Regions from separate parts of the Homo sapiens genome. Here all the other regions are linked to region 2. A link is a contact called in ENCODE Hi-C or POLR2A ChIA-PET data. All regions are on one chromosome and are shown on one strand. The core of a region is the stretch at or near the end of the contact, and the rest is flanking DNA. Distances in the headings are between cores, read along the strand shown.

What was found. A loop is a pair of places that touch in the nucleus more often than their neighbours do. ChIA-PET counts read pairs that join two places held with the same protein, here RNA polymerase II (POLR2A). Pooled maps may share reads with other maps.
Region 1: a map of gastrocnemius medialis shows a loop between it and region 2 (19-fold over the local background). The contact joins the promoter of COQ9 here to the promoter of ZNF319 in region 2. A Hi-C loop is called at or near these places in 2 of 168 maps with a recorded cell type or tissue (gastrocnemius medialis and sigmoid colon), 1 of 37 single-sample maps with no recorded cell type and 10 of 50 pooled maps.
Region 3: a loop to region 2 is called in a map of B cell, with 30 times the contacts of the local background. The contact joins the promoter of RSPRY1 here to the promoter of ZNF319 in region 2. A Hi-C loop is called at or near these places in 1 of 168 maps with a recorded cell type or tissue (B cell), 2 of 37 single-sample maps with no recorded cell type and 9 of 50 pooled maps. POLR2A ChIA-PET finds 5 or more read pairs at or near these places in 1 of 52 experiments (RWPE1).
Region 4: a map of B cell shows a loop between it and region 2 (36-fold over the local background). The contact joins the promoter of CNOT1 here to the promoter of ZNF319 in region 2. A Hi-C loop is called at or near these places in 6 of 168 maps with a recorded cell type or tissue (B cell, CD4-positive, alpha-beta T cell, CD8-positive, alpha-beta T cell and 3 more), 6 of 37 single-sample maps with no recorded cell type and 20 of 50 pooled maps. POLR2A ChIA-PET finds 5 or more read pairs at or near these places in 2 of 52 experiments (K562 and activated B cell).

Annotation. Positions count from the first base shown.
Region 1 is chr16:57,446,168-57,451,162 of GRCh38, reverse strand. COQ9 (coenzyme Q9) reads right to left here and starts at 3,684. Exons shown (of 9, transcript NM_020312.4): 1 at 3,585-3,684; 2 at 1-123. The coding sequence starts at 3,657. CIAPIN1 (cytokine induced apoptosis inhibitor 1) reads left to right here and starts at 3,778. Exons shown (of 9, transcript NM_020313.4): 1 at 3,778-3,821. RefSeq lists an enhancer at 3,572-3,866.
Region 2 is chr16:57,998,470-58,003,090 of GRCh38, reverse strand. It overlaps ZNF319 (zinc finger protein 319), which reads left to right and starts at 2,419. Exons shown (of 2, transcript NM_020807.3): 1 at 2,419-3,598; 2 at 4,569-4,621. It overlaps USB1 (U6 snRNA biogenesis phosphodiesterase 1), which reads right to left and starts at 1,684. Exons shown (of 7, transcript NM_024598.4): 1 at 1,510-1,684; 2 at 446-612. The coding sequence starts at 1,607. RefSeq lists enhancers at 1,446-1,545, 1,572-1,866, 2,039-2,208, 3,066-3,335 and silencers at 1,626-1,875, 2,166-2,765, 2,816-2,945.
Region 3 is chr16:57,183,089-57,187,712 of GRCh38, reverse strand. RSPRY1 (ring finger and SPRY domain containing 1) reads right to left here and starts at 1,384. Exons shown (of 15, transcript NM_133368.3): 1 at 1,262-1,384. It overlaps PSME3IP1 (proteasome activator subunit 3 interacting protein 1), which reads left to right and starts at 1,674. Exons shown (of 7, transcript NM_024946.4): 1 at 1,674-1,892. RefSeq lists enhancers at 44-688, 2,000-2,049 and a silencer at 1,090-1,299.
Region 4 is chr16:58,628,145-58,632,868 of GRCh38, reverse strand. It overlaps CNOT1 (CCR4-NOT transcription complex subunit 1), which reads left to right and starts at 3,043. Exons shown (of 49, transcript NM_016284.5): 1 at 3,043-3,141. RefSeq lists enhancers at 2,176-2,665, 2,956-3,165, 2,614-3,289, 3,290-3,966.

The sequences.
Region 1 (4,995 bases), core at 2,435-4,934, 550 kb after region 2:
GTGTCTCAGAATGCTGCTGAGAAAATGAGTTGGGAGGCTGCTGCTTCTGCTCATCTGAAGACCTTAGCCCCACAGCTGAAGCATGGAAGGCACGCGGCACCAGGGCTTGTCGGCAACGGGCCACTGAAACAGAAACTGGTCAGTCAGGGACATTCAACAGAGAAGACCCTTTCAGACCCAGAGTGGTAACACAGATAAGGAGGAGGAAAAGCAGGCCAGAGACTCCTGTAGAACCACTTATCCAAGTGTTGGGTCCCACACAAAAATATTGGGTAAACTGGGAACTTTGGGACACGAAGTGGTAGCAAAAGTGGTAAGCCAGGAAAAATGATCTACCTAGCATCTTGACCTGTTTCTACCACTTGTTACCTGGGTAACTGGCAAACAATTTCACCCCAATGTGCAGATTTTTAAATCTGCAAATTTAGAGTAATAATCTCTACTTGCTCAATGAGAGCACTGTGTGGCCCAAACAAAAAGTAAAAGTGGCTTGCAAATGTTACAGATTTATATATATTATGGCAAGAGCTCTGGAATAGTAATTTAATGTCTCAGCCCTACTCCCCCAGTGTTTATATGGTATCTTTGGACAAGTCACTAATCTCTATCTGCTTTCTCATCTGCAATATCTGCAACATCTCCATTTACTTTAAGAAAGATGAGAAGTATGTTTCCTAAGCATAAACTCATAGTATTTTTTATTTCCCAACATTTTTTATTCTAAAAATTTTCTTTTTTTTTTTTTTTTTTGTCAGAGTCTCACTCTGTCGGCCAAGCTGGAGTGCAGTGAGATTATCTCGGCTCACTGCAACCTCTGCCTCCCAGGCTCAAGTGATTCTCGTGCCTCAGCCTCCCGAGTAGCTGGGATCACAGGCACCCGCCACCACTCTCAGGCTCACTTTTGTATTTTTAGTAGAGACGGAGTTTCGCCATGTTGGCCAGGCTGGTCTCAAACTCCTGACCTCAAGTGATCGCCCGTCTTGGCCTCCCAAAGTGCTAGGATTACAGGCGTGAGCCATCATGCCCAGCCTATTATAAAAATTTTCAAACACGCAAATTGAAAGAATTATGGAATGAACACCTGTATATCTGCCACTAGGTTCAACACATCTGTCATGTTCTTCATTCATCCATCTTGATTTTCAGTGCATTTGTTGCAGATATCAGTATTATTCACCTCTAAACATTTTAGCATCAAAGACTTCTACGTTCACTGTTTTGTTATTCAGATGCCATTTACACACAATGAAATGCATAAATCTTAAGTGTACCATTCTATGAGTTTTGACAAATGTATACACTTGCACAACCTAAACCCAATCTAAACAGAGAACATTACTGTCACCCCAGAAAGTTCCCTTATGCCTTTTCAGTCATTCCCCATTCATACTGTTCTGAATTTTTCACTCTAGGTTAGTTTTTGCTTGTCTTAGTTTTGCCTGTCCTAAGATTTCATCTATATGTACATGTTTCAGTAAAGCTTCTTTCACTTAGGACTATATATGTGTGTGTATATATATATATTTATTTATTTTAAGTTTAAATAGAGACAGAGTCTTGCTATGTTGCCCAAGATGGTCTTGAACTCCTCGGCTCAAGCAACCCTCCCACCTCAGCTTCCCAAAGTGCTGGGATTACAGGTGTGAGCCACCACACCTGGACCACTTAGTATATTTTTGAGATTGATCCATATTTTTATGCCTATCAGTATATCTGGCAAAGATTCTCTCCTTGATCAGGCTCTAACCAGGCTCCTCTGAGCCCTCTTCTTATCTAGGCCTCAACCTTGGCCTATAAAGACTTGAACACACACTAACATAAGCATCACTCAGGGCCACATCCCTTAAGATAACCCTACCCCCCTTTAAAGTGCCTGCCTGAGAAAACTCAAGGCTGTCAAAAAAAATTTTACTGTTTGTTCAGGCTAACACTTAAGAAGGATAGGGCTTGTCTCCCTGTGGGAAAACAGAATCCTAACTTTGTTAACTGCCAGCTAGCAGACCAATCTTATTTATAATTATTCACTATCCTGACTCTACTGAGTCCCCACCTGCCTTCCTCCCTCCTCCCTCATTTTTTCTTTGAAACACCCAGTGACTTCTGCATGCTCTAAACTCAAGGTTGGGCTCCGTTCATGCTAGACTCTTTTCCCTATTGCAATAGTTATTACTGATTAAAAATGGTCCTTATCACTTTAGTGTCCAGCTTTCTCTTTGACTGATTTTTAGTTTTTATTGCAGAATAGTATTCCATAAAAAAAATACTATTCTGTTGCTAGACAACTGGACTGTTTCTGTGTTTGGCTACTATGAATAAAATTGCTATGAATATACTTGTACTAACTTTTTTGTAGACACATACCTTCATTTCTCTTGGTGGATTTGCGGGGTCATAGACATTACTTTTACTACACATCTTTAGTTTGGAATTTTGTATAAATACAACAAAAGGGGGCTAGGCGGTGGCTCATACCTGTAATCCCAACACTTTGGGAGGCTGAGGCAGGCAGATAACTTGAGGTCAGGAGTTTTGGACTAGCCTGGCCAACATGGTGAAACCCCGTCTACTAAAAATAAAAAATTAGCTGGGCATGGTGGCACAACCCCAGCTACTAGGAAGGCTGAGGCAGGAGAATCACTTGAACCCAGGAGGTAGAGGCTGCAGTGAGCCGAGATTGTACCACTGCACTCCAGCCTGGGTGACAGAGTGAGACTCTGTCTCAACAACAAAATTAAGCCAAGTAGGGTGGCACGCACTTGTAGTCCCAGCTCCTTGGGAGGCTGAGGAGCCAGACCCTGTCTCAGAAAAAAAAAAAAAAGAAAAAAAAGAAACAGAATAGTATGTGCCAAAATATCAATATTTTAATACATGTACTGAAAGATACGGCACAAATATCCGCAAAACTTTGAAAAGGAAGGAGCAGATGCAAAGTATGACTGTAGTACCACTGAGGGTCATGAGAAGATTTTAGGTGAAATACAGGTGAACGTTTCATCAGTTATGTATGTATGCTAAAGTGTTAATGCATACGTTCTAATTAAGGAAGGCGATATTAGTTTTCCATTTATGACAATGATATAAAGTTTCCTCTTTAAGAACTCCTATTTAAAAATAAAAATACTGAGTACATAGTGGCAAAGGTGGTAAGAGAGTATCACAGAATTCGTGAAGTGGTGAGGAAACGGCTGGCTTTCGGGAAACAATGGACTAGGCTCTCTGTGGCCGTGTCCACCTGTCCTTCCAGTGGACTTGGCAATGGACTTGAGAATGGGTCTGCGACTGCCAGTTCTGTAACCAACAGGCTCAGGCTGCGTGACTTTCGTACCCCGAGCCCTCTCTGAGGCTCTGCCAACTCCATGAAATGGGGGTGACAGGCCCTGCCCCGCTGCATCTGCCCCTCACAGACAGCGGAGCAGGGCCGAAGCTAGCCAGGCGGCTCGCCCGAGCCCGCGCCGATGCCCTTCACCTCACCTTGCTCGTGGGCCGCCCCAACGGCCTCTTCCCCCCACCGTCGAACCCAGCTGAAGCCGGCCTCGCGCCCCCTCCGCGCTCCCCGCCTCTCCCCGGCTTGGCAGCCCCCTCACCGGGCAGGCATCGCAGCTGCAGGAGCCTCCAGCCCGCCCGGCCAAGCGCACCAGATACCGCCGCCGCCGCCATTTTGGAAGCGGGCACGTCGCCCACGGCGACGCGACCGGTAGCTACGGGACCACGGCCCTAAGGAGGGCGGAAGTCGTCGCTCCGTGGAGCCTCCTCCTCTCGCGAGAGGCGCAAGGCGTGGAGTCGACGGCTGGAGAGAAGCCGGGAGCGAGCCCAGGCGGCAGGTGAGAGTGGTGGGGGCCAGCTGAGCGCCAGAGCTCCCTCAACTGTCCCCTCCCGGCCCACCCTCGTTCCCACATCCTCTCATTTTCTCTTCCCACCCCGTTCCTCGATGGGAACGCAGCCACGGCCGCCCCGCTGAAAGCCCCGGCTGGTTTATTCCTGAGAAGTCGGTGTGAGGGGCCAGGGCCGGCCCTAACCTCCCTGGGGTCCTGACTGGGAATTTCTGCCGTTCCCCGGCTGCCTCGTCCCTTGCGCAGCCGGCCCTACTCTGAGGCCCCGGGGACACCACGCTGAGGAGAAACGGCTCCGAGCTTGGGATCGGGGAGACCTGGTTCTGAGACCCGGTCCTACCAGTAGCCAATCGTTGTGACCTTGGGCCTCAGTCCCCGTGACGTTTTGGTCCCTGGGGGTTCCTGGCAGCAAAGCACGAAAGCCTTGGAGTCGGGGGGTACCTGAGCTCACGATTGTAATTTCGAACCTGCAACTTGTCCGAACCCCCAGCGTGTTGAGTTGATATAATTAAGTATCCAGATCGGAAGGATGCTTGTTACTAGAACAGACAGCTAGGCCTTTGTCCAGAAGGATTGATTGAGTGGGTCTGGGTGTGGTCCAGGAATCTCATTTTAACCACTCCCTCGGGTGATTTGTAGGATCTGCAAGTTCGGGAAAGGCTGGTGCCCTTCATTCTGACATTACTGAGTGCCAAGCTCTGGATGGCTCAAGGAGGTCACGGTCTAGCCACTAACAGAGCACTTCACGGGGGTGTCATCAGAGAAGGCTTAGTAGGAAGAAGTAAACGGTTTTTGGGCTAAGAGTAACTGACGACAAGAGCATGTGATTCTGTCGATTTTGTGTTTGCAGTCAGACCCCATCATTGTGTCTGTTAAAGTTGTGCTTTGCACACCCCTTGTCAAATCTAGTCTTTTCAGAATATCCGGCTCCCCCCTGCACGGGTGCGGGGAAGACCTCCTAAGCCAAAACTTACCCCAAAGGTTAAAATTTTAGATCCATATTTCTGGTTTTAGGTAAAACACTCCTCTCCATAAGGATTTGTTTCTGAGTTCTATCCATCCATCTTTGAATGAGCCTTTCCTGTGGAAACTAACATTTGGGTATCCTTTCTGAAACCCTAATTCCTGACACACGCCAAATGCCTGGAGACGTTCCTGTTTCATT
Region 2 (4,621 bases), core at 1,170-3,669:
ATCTTATAAAGGGCACCCAGAGTAGTGGGCAGCGGAGTGAGGTCTGACTCTGAAGCCTGGGCATTTTTTGTCTTCCACCTGCTGATCAGAGCTAGGGTGGGATTTGAACCTTGCACACCCAGCGTACCCAGGGCCCTCTCAGAAATAAAGTGCCTGGCATGACCTTGACACCCTGCTCCAGATTCTCCTTTGGTCACCTCCTCGTGAACAGGGAGAATATTATACCCAGAGGTAATACACATTTTAGGCTACGAATTCAAAACCAAGATGACAGAAAAATCCCCAGTTCTTGAAACCTGCTCTTTCTCTGCTAAGTCAATGACTTTCCCACCACCAGTGTTAGAGGTTTCTGGTTTCTTCCTTCTAGTTGGGGCCAGATTCTGCCCTTCATGAGGCACCTACGGGTCTATGGGTCTTGGCAACTTGCCTTTCACACATCACTCACATGGTACATAGACGTGGGTGGCCCAGTTGCCTCGCTCGTGGGGGAAGGTGCGCACCCGTCCCCCGTGTTTTGTGCTGTCATCTTCAGGCCCCTCCTCGGTGCCCGGGAACATGTTCAGCACACTGTCAGGTACTGGAAATCTCTGCCTGGGAAGGGGGCTCTGGCCACTGCAAAAGAAAAAAAGAAAAATGAGTACATTTATCCTGTTAGCATTCTCTACCTTTGTATATACCACAAAAGTTGTAACCCCTTATATATGGTGGCTCTGAGTGTGTGTTTCCAGCCTGGTGCTGGAAGCAGCTTCTAGATAGCGAAATTGTTTCTCCAGTATTGTCTCATTGGGGTCTCCAACTCTGGGGCACAAGGTCCCCATGGGAAACAACAGGGCATGCAACAATGTGGTTCAGGGGTCACATTTCCAAGCTGGACAGGCTGCAGCTGGAGTAGCACTTTCTAGCTCTATGACCTTGGGCAAGTCATGTCCCCTTTCTGGGCCTCAAATGCCTCATCTGAAAGTATATGTCTACCTGATAGAGCAATTGTGGGATCAACTGAGCTACTGCTTGTAAAGCACTCAGCAAAGATAAGGCCTAGCATTTAAGAATCTAAGCCCCAGGAAGTAAGGCCGACGGTTTTGTTCACCACTGAATTACCAGACCCCAGCCTGGCAGGGAGTGGGTGCTCAGTGAATATTTACTGGATGAATGAAAAGGCTCTCCCTACGCTTTAGCAAGTATTACTATCGCAATTGTATTCAAATCAGGAAACGGACCTAGGATGGTACAGGGATGTGTGCCAGGCGATAGAGTGGGCCAGCGCGAGGCTGGACCCGAACCCAGGTCTGGCCTCCCAACTTGGCCCTAGCCAGGTGGGGCCACTCTGGAGCTTTGTCTGGGGTGGGGGGGAGGGGTATATCTTCTGGATCCTCCTTTCTTCCTGCGTCCCCTTTTCCTTCCCAGAGCCGCCCCGCATCCTCCCTCCCCACTCCACCCCCAGACATTCGGGTCCCGTCTGGCTCTAGGGTGAATGCGCGCGCCCTCCGGAGAGACTTCCTCACTCCTCACCGACGGTGGCTCCCATCCCCCGGCCTGGTCCGCATCCCGTCCTCGGACTCATCCTCGGAGCCGCTGCTGCTGTAGCCCACCAGGGGCGCCGCGCTCATGGGGCCTCATCCAAGACCACCAGAGCAGGTCCACCAGCAACCTCAACCGGCACCCGGAGTTCCGCTGTGCCGGAAGCGCCCTCCCAGGGGCGGGGCCTGGGCTGGCACCGCCTCGGGGCGGAGCCGGGAGGGGCGGAACCCGGCAGGACAGTGGTGAAGATTCAGCCCACCGACTCCAAGCTGTCTGCCGGCTGCGCACGCGGATCTGGTCACCTGCAGCCTCCCGGCACCCCGCTGGGACCTCCCCAGCCTTCGTGTACCCATTTCATATATCGCTCAGGGCCCTCACCTTTCTGCCCGCTGCTGTCTGCAGCCACCCGGGACCAGACATACCAGACACGACAGTCCCGGGTCAGCGCACTAGACCCAGCGGAGACCCCTGCCTGCCCCGAGCCCGGCCAGGATCAGAGGTCCTGGAGCCCCCTCCTCAAACCAGCCCAAAGTCCAAGCCCCTAAAAGCCAAGCTGAGCAGTTAGGGGCGGATCAATTGTGGCAGACCAGAGCCTCTAGGAGGCCCCTCCTCTCCTGCGCAGAGCCGGGCCGAGGGCGGTCACCCGGAGCCCCCTCCCCTAAGCCCGAGCGGGGTGGCCGGAAGCAGAGCGCCCTTCCTCGGTTAGTCGAGGCGCCCAGGCCTGGCGACTCGAAAACCGCCCGGAGCACCCGGCTTGTCCGACCTGGCCCGGCCACGGGGTCCCCGGCAGGGGGCGGCCTCGCTCCGCGCCGCCCGCTCCTCCCGCATTGGCCGCCGCCGCCCGGGATGCCGCTCCTCCCCCGGCCCCGCCTCCCTGGCCCCCGCGCCGCCCGCCCGTCCGCCCGTCTCCGCAAGGCCATCGGTCCGTCCGCCCGCCCTCCCGGCGCTCCTCGCCCCGGCCCCGCTACTCCGGCAGCGCGCGTCGCTTCCTCCGTTCCGGCCGCCGCTAGCCCGTCCCCCGCCCCCGGTCCGGCCGCAGCCGCTACGCGAGGCCGGGGATTGGCAGCGCGCGTAGGCCGCGCCGCCGCGGATGGAGCCGGAATAAAGGGGCGGCCGAGAGAGCAGCTGGTCGCCGCTCGCCCCGCGCCTGCCCTGCAGGCGGCCTGGAGCAGGTGAGCGGCGGGGCGCCCGGGGCCGCATCTGGGGGCCACCCCCGCGCCCGCCGCACCCCTTCCTCTGCCGGCCCGGCCGCCCCCCCGCGCCCCTCCGCCGCGACCTAGCGGCCTCTTGAGCTTCTGGGCGGCCCAGGCCGGGCCTCGAGGCGCAGCCGCTTCCTGGGCCCGGCCTGTAGCCCTGGGGCCTTTCTCCAGCCCGGCCGCCCTCGGGGCTCGCCCTCGGGTCGCAGCGGCCGGGCCATCCCGGACGAGGGCTGACAGGACGCAGCCCAGCTGGGCCTGCAGGCAGGGCCGGCGGGAGGTGATCGGCTTTCATTCGGTTTCTCAGGGAGGAAGAAGAGACGGGGTGGGGCGCAGGTGGGGGGCCTCCCCTGCCTCTCCTTGCCTCCTCTCTCCCCTTTGCGGAGTGATCACAGAGGCTTCCTGGCTGCACCTTGCTGCAGGAGGGCCAGGGTGGGCAGGGGGTGCTGCAGACCAAGCCAGGGGACACTGTCTGACAGCCATTCATGCCAGAAAAAGCAAACAAAACAGTGGGTTGGCACAGCGGACCTACAGGCGCTCAGAGAAGCCCACCTTCCCCCTCTCTGTCCCGAGAAGGCTTAGAGTGGTACCTGCTTGCTCAAGCAACCTGCTGCCTCCACCCAGAGCAGCCGCTCCTCTCCTCCCTCCCTTCCGGAAGATGCTGAGGATGACAGCTTTTAGCCTGACTCTTACATTTCTTTGGCAGAGCAGTTAGAGGCCAGACTGTCCTGTGAAGGCTTCTCCTTCCTTCTTCCTCTGCTCAGGAGAAAACTTACAAACTTTTAAATGTAAGAGGCAGATGAGCTGGGAACCTGGAAGTGGGTTGCATCTGACTCTGAAAGTTCCTCCCTCTCGCTGGCATTACCTCATGCTGCCACAAAGTGGTGAGTTAGAGATTTGCCTGGGCTGGGTGGGCTTTACCTTCCAACAATTACCCAGAACTTTATAGGCTTGGAGTAAGGGAATGGAGTTGTCTCTAGAGAGGTGATGAGAAATGCTCTGTGGTTAGCATGCTGCATCCTGCATTGCCAAGGCAGACCAGGGCAGTTTCTTACATTTTCCTGCAGGCCTTGACACTATGAGATTCAGAGGATTTAGGACTTTGTGTGTGTGTGTGTGTGTGTGTGTGTGTGTGTGAGTTCTGGGAGAGAACCAGAGTGAGGAAGTTCTGCTGTGTGGACATCAAGCCTGGGTGGTTCTGTGGCCCTCTCATCTAGCCCCCATCACCTATGGGCTCTGGTTCCTGTAGGGCCACCCATCCTGTCACGCGGAGAGAGAATGGGCCTGTGGTCAGGGATAGTTGAAGGGGTGTGGTCAGTCCCTCATAGGTGAGAGTTTTTGAAATGGTCCTTGGTTCCACGTAGTTGTCCTAAATATTGACTGTCAGAGGCCATTTGCCACTGGGCTCTCAGACCTGGGAGGTCTGGCCTCCTTAGCTCTAAGTGGTGTGGCCCGTATTAAGACTCAGGGTAGCAACAGGAGAGGAGCTGCGGGCCTTAAGGAGGATTCTGTATTGTAGGCAGATAACCCCGGACTCTCACCTGTGAGTCTCAGCTAAAGGGTTGGCAGGAAGCTGGAGGGGACTTGTGGAGGCTGGGATGTCCTGGCCCAGGGGCGGGGCACTGAGGTGGGTGGGGGTGGAGGCCGCTGCCATTTCCTCTGCCTGGAGGAGCTGAGCTGGCTGCAGACCTCTCTGATTGCCTAAGAAGGGAGGAGTCCTGCAGCCCTGAGCACCTCTGCCTTCCCCGATGTGTGGTTTGTGATGGTGTGGTGAGTGCGGGCAGGACAGGGAGAAGGCCCAGGAAACTGCTGCTTGTTCCTTCCTCGAGCTCATACTTTCTCTCTTCTCTACAGAACGGATCACTGGGGAAGGCAGAGTCTCCCCGGCACTGCTGGGACCCTCCCTT
Region 3 (4,624 bases), core at 135-2,634, 810 kb after region 2:
TGACAGACAACGACTGTATTAATCCCACCCCTTACCTCTACATACTACTTTACATTTTAGAAAGTGCCTTCACTTTTATTCCTCAACAGCAACCCGTTTGGTGGTAGAATCACACTAACTTACGTTCACGCAGCTTGTAATTTGTACTTTCACATACTGCGCTGGTTATTTTACAGTAGAGACTTAAGGAGGTTAAGTCACTCCACTAAGCAAGAACAGATGGTAGGTAAAGGGCCTGGAAAACTGCGGGATTCTACTCAGTCGATAACAGACACTTCTAACCCTTCAAAGTTCAAAGTACAACACTCCAGGGGGAGCAACCTCTCTCAGAGAACTATACAAGACAGGACCTCGGAGTCTCAGCCGACCGCCTCGGTCTCAGTCGGTTTCCCTCCCCAAAGACGGGGAAAGTGAGGCAGCAGGAGAGACAAATGCCTAATTTGGACTCACGCAAGGGGTGTTGGTGGGATAGACTCTCCCCACCCCACTCGGGCAATAAGCCCGGAAGCAGTTGGATCCTGTGTCTGGGACACCTGGTCGATCTACAGAGAGAGGGAATAATTCCCGTTTCCCTTTCACTACTCCCCACTCTGGCTTTCCTGTGGATGGAGGTGTCTTCTTCCCATCACCGCCCAGAAATCCCCTCTCCCCAAGGTCCTTACCCAATTTTCAGCTCCGGCTTCCGTAGTAGGACATTCCGCTAGTTCTAGCTCCTGCTTCCTAGCCCCATTCTCTCTCTATCCCAAGGCGTTTCTAAATCTCCCCGGGGAGGTATGCCTCATCCGTGCCACCTAGACCGTAAACTCCACAAAAAGAACCCTCCTAAAGCGTCCCTTCATCTACCCTTTCTATCCCGGGCACCCCTGAGTAGGTCAGGACCCCATCGGTACCAGGAGCCACCCCAGGAGATAGATAGCTGCCTCTCACCTGGGCCCTGTTAGCCGCAGCCTCCTCAGAAGGGCGACCCCCAAGAACCTCTTCTGGTGAGGACCCCCGAAAGAGGGAACACCCTCTTCTAGGAACCTCTTCAGATCCCTCAAGCGCGGGCCTCGGTGGAAAACCTCTCGGCTGTTTCTCAGGTTCTGACCAACGCCACCTCTCTCCCGGGCCCTTTCCAGAGCCTACCCCGGCCCCAGTCCGGTCCGCCCGCCCCAGGCTCGAGCGGCTGTTCCCCTCCCTCACAGACGTCCCCAACCCTCAGACTCCCTCCCGTTCCGCGTGCCCAGGGCTCAGAGCAGCGCGGTCGGGCTGTGGCACTGACTTTCTCTACCTCCCGGGCCCACCGGAGGGAGGGGGCGGCGGCGGCGGCGCGACTCCTTTGTGACAGGTCCGAGAGAACGGCAAAGATGGACGCGAGGCCACGGCGCTGCCATTACGCGCAGAGCCCACCCCCGCTTCGTACCGCCCCAGCCCTCCCTCAGTCCCCTAGGAAACGCCCCTTCCTCGGTGGCAAGCCCTCTCCTTGACAGCCAATCACCTTTCAAAAATCGTGTCACGTGATCAGCGGGACCGGCCCGCCCTCCAGGCGCAGACTGGCCAGTCCTCATCCTGAGGCGTGAATGGCCCAATCAAGTCTCTCCGGCTCGTTTTCAGGGTACCGGATTTCCATCGGGCTCCCGGGGAGGAAGAGCTCCGCGGATTGGGTTACGTCGCCGGAAGTGGGGCGGGACTCTATTGTGGCGGTGAGGAACAGGAAGCCCTGAAGGGTCAAAAGAAATACAAAAGCAAAGGCTATTTTCTTTTTTTTTTTCTTTCTTTCATTCATTCCTTCCTCTGTTTCTTTCTTTCTTCCTTTCATTTTTTTTTCTTTTTTAAGAGCGAGCGGCTCTGCGGTGGCGGTTTGGGGTGGGCGCCGCCGAGGTGAGGTCGTCTCGCCTCCCGCGCGCCGGTAGGTGAGTGCGGCCTCGGTCCTGGCCTGGCGGCGACACCTGGGTTCCAGCTTCCTTACGGAAGAGATGAGCTGCGGCTGCTGTTAGGGTTAGGGCCAGGCCTGTTCTCAGTCCGCGCACCCGCTCCTTGTCCGGAGTAGCCGAAGCCTGGGGCTTGCGGGCCCAGCCTGAGGGGAGCTGAGGGTGCCCGCGGGAAGGCATCTGGGTCGCGGCGAGGACCCTTTCAGGCGGGCCCAACACTGCCGGGCGTTTAATGGGGTTTCCCCAATTTTCTGCTAGGTAGGGCCACCCAGGTTTCAAGTGAGTAGCAGGCTCCGTTCCAGAGGTCTTGGAACAGGTCCAGGTTACTCACTCGGATGTGCGGCGTCTGGTTGGAAATGGTTGAATCCCAGAATGGCAGTGCAGGATGGGAAGCACATTTATTGTGTGCCATGTACCAGTTGCTGTGCCAAGCGAATTTTCTATTACGGAAAACAAGCCAGCTGGCCCGTTTTGCAGAAAACTTAAGAAACAAAGAGAGTTGAAGCGTCATGCTTGAGAGTTGGTGGTCCTTGTGACTGTCAGTCCACACAGAGGAAAGGGGGAGACCTGTTTGTTCGTAGTCGTGGTTCTTTAATGTTAGTGGAAAACAAGATCTCCTGGGGCCCTTTTAAAATGCAGTTTCTCAGACTCCCGCACGCTCGGGTAGCCCGACTGGTTAGTTCAGGAGTGGGACCCAAGAAGCCAGATGCGAGCCTGGTGATCGGAATTCCCGATGACCTCTTGCCTACCACCTGTGACATAAGATTTGTCGATTCATCAGTTATTTGGTGTATTCATGTGTCCACAGGGACACCATAAAATGGAAGGCACCCTTCTGAAATATTTGAAGGGAATCAGTGGGTAGACTCCTTTTTGATACAAAGTATTGAGCCGACAGCAGCTTTTACAGTCTTTTAGTTAGATGACCTGCGAACAATTTGTAAGGATCTGAAAGTAGAGGCTGCCCGATTATCTTTCTCAACTGAAGTCTTCATGTCCTTACCCTGTGGGGAAGTGCTTCATGATATAAGAAAGGAATAATTGTGTCAAAACCATTTAGTTGATTATCAGTCTTCACTTTCATCTTCCAAGAATGGTGATGCTTGGTTAGAATCAAGCTGCTGCTTTAGCTATTGAAAACCACGTATGTGGTAAATCAAGTAACAAGTGCGATGTACGTACAGGGTCAGTCATAGTGTAATTATGCCTTTATGGCAGCTAAATTAAGCATTTTCAACGTGTTCACCATTAGTCACCTTTTGAACATACTTTGTCTTCATTCTTAAATATTATGTTTCACTCTTTACTATAGAATATGTTGTTAAGATTGTTTTGTCTAAAATCAAGTATCGACAAGTTTAAAAAAAAGATTGTTTTGTGTTTGGTTTTCTGTATTTCCACTATGCTCTATGGAACTATGGGTTTGTTTTTGTTCAATTTGTTTGGTATTTATTAGACTTCTTGAATCTGTGGATTAGTGTCTTTCATTAATTCTGTAAAATTCTCAGCCATTTTATATGCATATATTGCTTCTTCCCATTGTTTCTCTTTTTTTTTTTATCGATTTAACTAAACCTTTTCACTCTTTTCTCTATGTCTTTTACTCTGTTCTTTCGTAGTACATTCTGGATAATTTATTCTCAAGTTATTTCCATTGTTATTAAACTCGGCCTCTGAAATCTTAAATCATATATTGCAATTTTTAGTTTCTGAAGTTCTGTTTGGTTTGTGACACTTTTACAGTTTTTTATTTCTTACTATTTTGAGGCTTAATTTTATTTCTTTAAACATGGAAAGTATAGTTGTTTTTATAATCTCTATGTTTAATTCCACTGTCTGAATTCCCTTTGGGGGAGTCTGTTTCTGTTGTCCATTATTCCTGCTGTTTTACTTCCCAGTTCACCTTTACTTTGAAGCTGTAGTTCTTTTGGGCACAAGATTAAGATGGAGAGGGAGGTAGTTGTCAGACTCCACTCCCTGGATGGGCTCCTGGCTTGAACTTGTTTCTGTTATCTCATAAAGGCACTGAAACTTTAGCTTTTAGGTCAGAGAAGTCCTCAGGATGAAATCCATTTTGAATATTGGGCTTAATTTCTGGTTTTCACCTTCTAGATTGTGTCCAAATTCTTTACTATCTTGTTAGCTTTTCTATTTAAGAATTAATATTTTTGGCTGGGCGTGGTAGCTTACACTTGTAATCCCAGCACTTTGGTAGGTCGAGGTGGGCAGATCACTTGAGGTCAGGAGTTTGAGACCAGCCTGGCCAACATGGTGAAACCCTGTCTCTACTAAAAATACAAAAATTAGCCAGTCATGGTGGCGGGCACCTGCAATCCCAGCTATTCGGGAGGCAGAGGTAGGAGAATCGCTTGAACCTGGGAGGTGGAGGTTGCAATGAGCTGAGATCATGCCACTGCACTCTAGTCTGTGTGACAGAGCGAGACCCTATCTCAAAAAAAAAATTATTTTTGACAAATTTCCAGCATATTTAGTGCAGAGGTGGAGAATTGGTTTCAATTACCTAGCCCACTATTTCAAGAAATGAAAATCCCCCTGTATTCTGAAATTTGGAATGTGAAATTTGTGTGATTTCCAAGTTAAAGATGGTTATTCTTCATATACCTAAAATTTCCACCACTTTTCACTGTGCATCGTCACAGCCATTATGAAAATTAAGCTTCCCCAATGCTTATTCTAGTCTTCCTTTCTGAACT
Region 4 (4,724 bases), core at 1,794-4,293, 630 kb before region 2:
CCTGCCACCACACCTGGCTAATTTTTGTATTTTTAGTAGAGATGGGGTCTGGCCCAAAGTACCATACATTTTATTATTGTTTCCAATCTTTTGGGTCCCCATAAACAACGCTTCCATGTATATCTGTATGCACTCTGCACACATTTGCAATGTTCATCTGTGGAGTAAATTCTTAGACATGGAATTACTGGGTCAGTGGGGTCGGCATTTTCACTTTTGATAAACTCGGCCAAAATGCTGCTCTACATAGGGGTTTTGGTAACTTTTACTAGCAACCGTGCAGGGAAGGGCCTTATTCCTCATCCTTGTTCTGTTTAGGGGGCCTTTTACTTCTAAGATTACAATGTTGTAAGTCGATTTCTCCCTTTAGTACCCTGCAAGGCCTATTTGCACATATGCCTACCATGTGCCAGACACAATACTAGGTGCTGAGAATACAGCTGTGAACAAGACGGAAGTGATCCTTCTTCTTACTATATGTGGGGTCCCTGGCTCTTGCACAGTTCTGCTCTTGCACAGTTGCTTGAAAGCACAAGGGACTCAGTAAATGTAGGCTGAAAGACCTGGCCTCCAACTAAGGAAAGGGAGGTGTCGAAAAGTATTTTTAGGCTGGGCTTGGTGGCTCATGCCTGTAATCCCAGCACTTTGGGAGGCTGAGGCGGGTGGATTACCTGAGGTCAGGAGTTCAATACCAGCCTGACCAACATGGTGAAACCCTGTGTCTACTAAAAATACAAAAATTAGCTGGGTGTGGTGGCACGTGCCTGCAATCTCAGGTACCTGGGAGGCTGAGGCAGGAGTCTTGCTTGAACTGGGGAGGCCGGAGGTTGCAGTGAGCTGAGATTGCACCATTGCACTCCAGCCTGGGCAACAAGAGCAAAACTCCGTCTCAAAAAAAAAAAAAAAAAAAAAAAAAAAAAAAAAAAAAAAGATGTGTTTTTAGGACATATGCTCAGTTAACTAGGCCAGTCACAAAAAGACAAATACTGCATGATTCCACTTATATGAGGTATCTAAAGTAATCAAACTCAGGAACATAAAGAAGAATAGTGATTGTCAGGGACTAGGGGGAGGGGGAAATGGAAGGTGTTAAACAACAGATGTAGTTTCAGTTTTGCAAGATGAAAAAGTTCTAGAGATCTGTTGTACAACAATATGCATATAGTTAACACTACTGTATTCTACACTTAAAAATGATTAAGATGGTAAATTTCATGTGTTTCTTACCATAATTTTTTTTAAGTATTTTTTTGGGCACGAGAGGTAATATGAGAGAGATGGCCAGAAGACCACCTACTGAGCCTAGTCTGAGGACAGGGGTGAGCACAGGGATAGGTTTGAATTTCTTTTTCTTTTCTTTTTTTTTTTTGGAGACGGAGTCTCGCTCAGTCGCCCAGGCTGGAGTCAAGCGGCGCGATCTCGGCTCACTGCGACCTCTGCCTCCCGGGTTCACGCCATTCTCCTGCCTCAGCCTCCCGAGTAGCTGGGACTACAGGCGCCCGCCACTACGCCCGGTTAATTTTTCTGTATTTTTAGTAGAGACGGGGTTTCACCGTGTTAGCCGGAATGGTCTCCATCTCCTGACCTCGTGATCCGCCCGCCTCGGCCTCCCAAAGTGCTGGGATTGCAGGCGTGATCCGCAGCGCCCTGCCTTTTTTTTTTTTTTTTTTTTTTTGAGACAGAGTTTTGCTCTGTCGCTCAGGCTGGAGTGCAGTGGCGCGATCTCTGCTCACTGCAACCCACGCCTCCCGGGTTCAAGCGATTCTCCTGCCTCAGCCTCCTAAGTAGCTGGGATTACAGGTGTGCGCCACCACGCCCGGCTAATTTTTTGTATCTTAGTAGAGATGGGGTTTCACCGTGTTAGCCAGGATGGTCTCGATCACCTGACGTCGTGATCCACCCGCCTCAGCCTCCCAAAGAGCTGGTATTACAAGCGTGAGCCACCGCGCCCGGCCTTAATTTCAAAAGGTAATAGAGCTAACCAGTCAACACTTCCTTCCCAATCCTTTCTCTTTTGGGTACAGGTGAGTATAAAATCTTACCAACTATCATAGTTAACAAACAAACCATAGCAAAATATGTTTCTATGCTTTTTCTCTTGAGAGCAAAGGACATGGGTATCCTTTCTTAGACGGCTTCTAGGACTTAAGCCAGGAAGAGAACTTGCGTCTCCTACGTCTCTGGAAGGCGTCTCTGGAAGGTGTCCCTTCTTCAATAGACAGAACTAAAACAGAAAGTTCCCTTGACCAAAGCGAAGCAAGCGAGGACAAGGTGGCCACCTGGGTGACTACAACCCCCAGCATGCACTGCTCCTTCTAGGGCGCAGCGACGAACGAAGACGCATTACTTCTGCGATGGGAACGGGGTAGAGGAGCGCGACTACACATCCCAGGATGCAAAGCGCCCCAACTCTAGTCACAACCTGGCTTGCTTTCTGGCTGGCGTTCCCCGCCAAAGGGACACTAGGGGAGGGGATTGTTTCGGTTGGGAATCCCCGAAGTCTACTGGACCGTGACATTTCGAAAGAGGAAGGAAAGTGGAGGAAAGCTGTTTCACTGTAATTCAAAGTAGTTCCCGCGCAGGGTGGCGAGGAGTTATGGGCCCCTTCCATAATTTATTGTTCCTCAAAGGCAATGCCAAGCCCCACTGGTCGCAGCCCTCCAGGGCAGGTGGGAAGTACGTGAAGCCCCAAATCGAAGTTATCAGCCTCTCCCTATTGGCCCTCGCCTCGAGCGCAGGCGCGAGGGCTCTGACTCCGGTCCCCTGGGCCTGGTGAGCGGCAATTGGCCAAAGTCCGCGAAGTAGGAGGCCGGATTGGTAGTTGCTAGCAGGAGCCTGATTTCTTCCTCGACTTCTGCAAGTGATAGAGTGTGATTGGTTTAAATCCGCGGGCACCTGTCGGTGATTGGGTAGAAGCCACAGGCGGGGCGCGGCCATTGGCTGGCTCTGGGGCCATCCCTCCTCGGGCGGGCAGCGAATGATGAAATGGGAACGGGGAGGGGAAAGGCCGCGACGTGAGCGCGCGACCTCCGGCGCCATTTTGTAGAGAAACAAGCGGAGTTAACCGAAGAGGGGGTCGAGGAGAGCCGGAGTCGGGGACCCAGGAGTTTCCTGTGTCCAGCGCTGCCGGAGCCGCCTGAGGTGAGGCGGGTTGGCGTCAGGGGCTAGGGTAGGGTGGCGGTGTCAGCTTGGGAACGCGAGAGCCGGTGGGAGGAGGAACAGGGGTGGACCTGGGGCCACTGGAAGCGTTTCCCGGAGCTCTAGGGAGTGAGAGGCAGCCGGGACGGGGAAGTGGGACGAGGCGGGAGAGGGCGGACTCTTCTCCACACGGCTCTCGGAGGCTTCGCGCTCTGAAGATGAGAGGCCAGCGAGAAGGCTCCAGGAAGCGGAGGGTAGAGCGCGGGGTGAGACCCATGGTGGTCTCTGTCCCGGGCCTGGAGGCTCAGGGGGCGGCAGCGGCGGCAGTTCGTGTCGCTGGGCCTGGCTTCGCGCGGGTTGCACCCCTCTGAGACCTCCACGACCTCCTTAACTACTGTTTCTGTCTCTGCTCCCTGATGGTTGCAGTGGGCATCGGCTTCCGAGGCCTAGGGCTTCTGGCGGGGGGGACCGTGTTTGGAGTTTTTGCATGTTTCCAGTTCTTCTCCGTGTACTCGGAGCTGCCACTCTCCCCGTCTTACGCCCCCAGCACGTTGTCAAAGCCCCCCAGGTTTCGGGTGTCCCCGGATGGGAAGGGCGGGCGGGAGCAAGCACTTCCTTATTACTTGCTACAGGTTTTGTTCCACTCGCGCGCCTGGGCGCTCACACTTTCTTTGAAGTTGGCCCCCACCTACTCGGTCCGGTGTCTGCAGTAGTGGCGGTCCTGCTCACCCAGGACAAGTGTCCCGCTAGTGAGCTGAGCACTTGTAGGCCTCAAGGCTGATAAGATCCACGGCAGGTCTTGTAGAGGTACTTAAGGCCAAACACAAATAATACTTTTTCAGTACCACCTCCTTTGCAGAATTCACCCAAGAGGGCTCACAGATACTAACTCCCCGAGGAGTAAGCTTTGTAGATTAAAAAAGAATGCTTGACATCTGTGCGTTTGAAAATGTTGTATTTAAAATAAACTTTATGACAAACTTTTCCCATGAAGTTAATCAAATGTCACATTTCTTAGGACTCTAATAAAGTCTGTTTTCTTCCTGAAAACTGAGTAACAATGCTTAACCTACCCTGCCGATTTCTCTACAATTCGATAGCCTGTGACTACTTGGGTTTTTTTTTTTTTTTAAGTCAGTGATTGAGTGAATATAATTATACTGTTTGAAACAATGCCGAACGTTTTCCTTATGACAGCCCCTTTGATAGGAATAGGGAATACATGGATTAAAAAAATGAGGGAAGGCAAGTAAAATATTAGGAGGAAGGTCAAACAGATTAAGAACAATTTTTTTCTATAGGTACTTGGGTTTAATACTTAAGTGATCTGTGGTCCCGGTTGGTATTCCTACCCTTTTAAAGATTGGCAGCAGAGTATTTTAGCTATTAAGAAGACATGTGGTAACAGTTTAAATAATTATGTTTTAGGATACTGCAAATTGTTACCTTGTCTAAGGAGAATATGCATTGATGATACATGGTTTTAGGTGGCTAGCTGTGCTTTGACTGAAATGATAGCATGTTGATAAAACTAGTTTGGAGAGTTAGTTCCTTTTCAACAAGTGTGGGTTCCCCAAGTCTTAGTG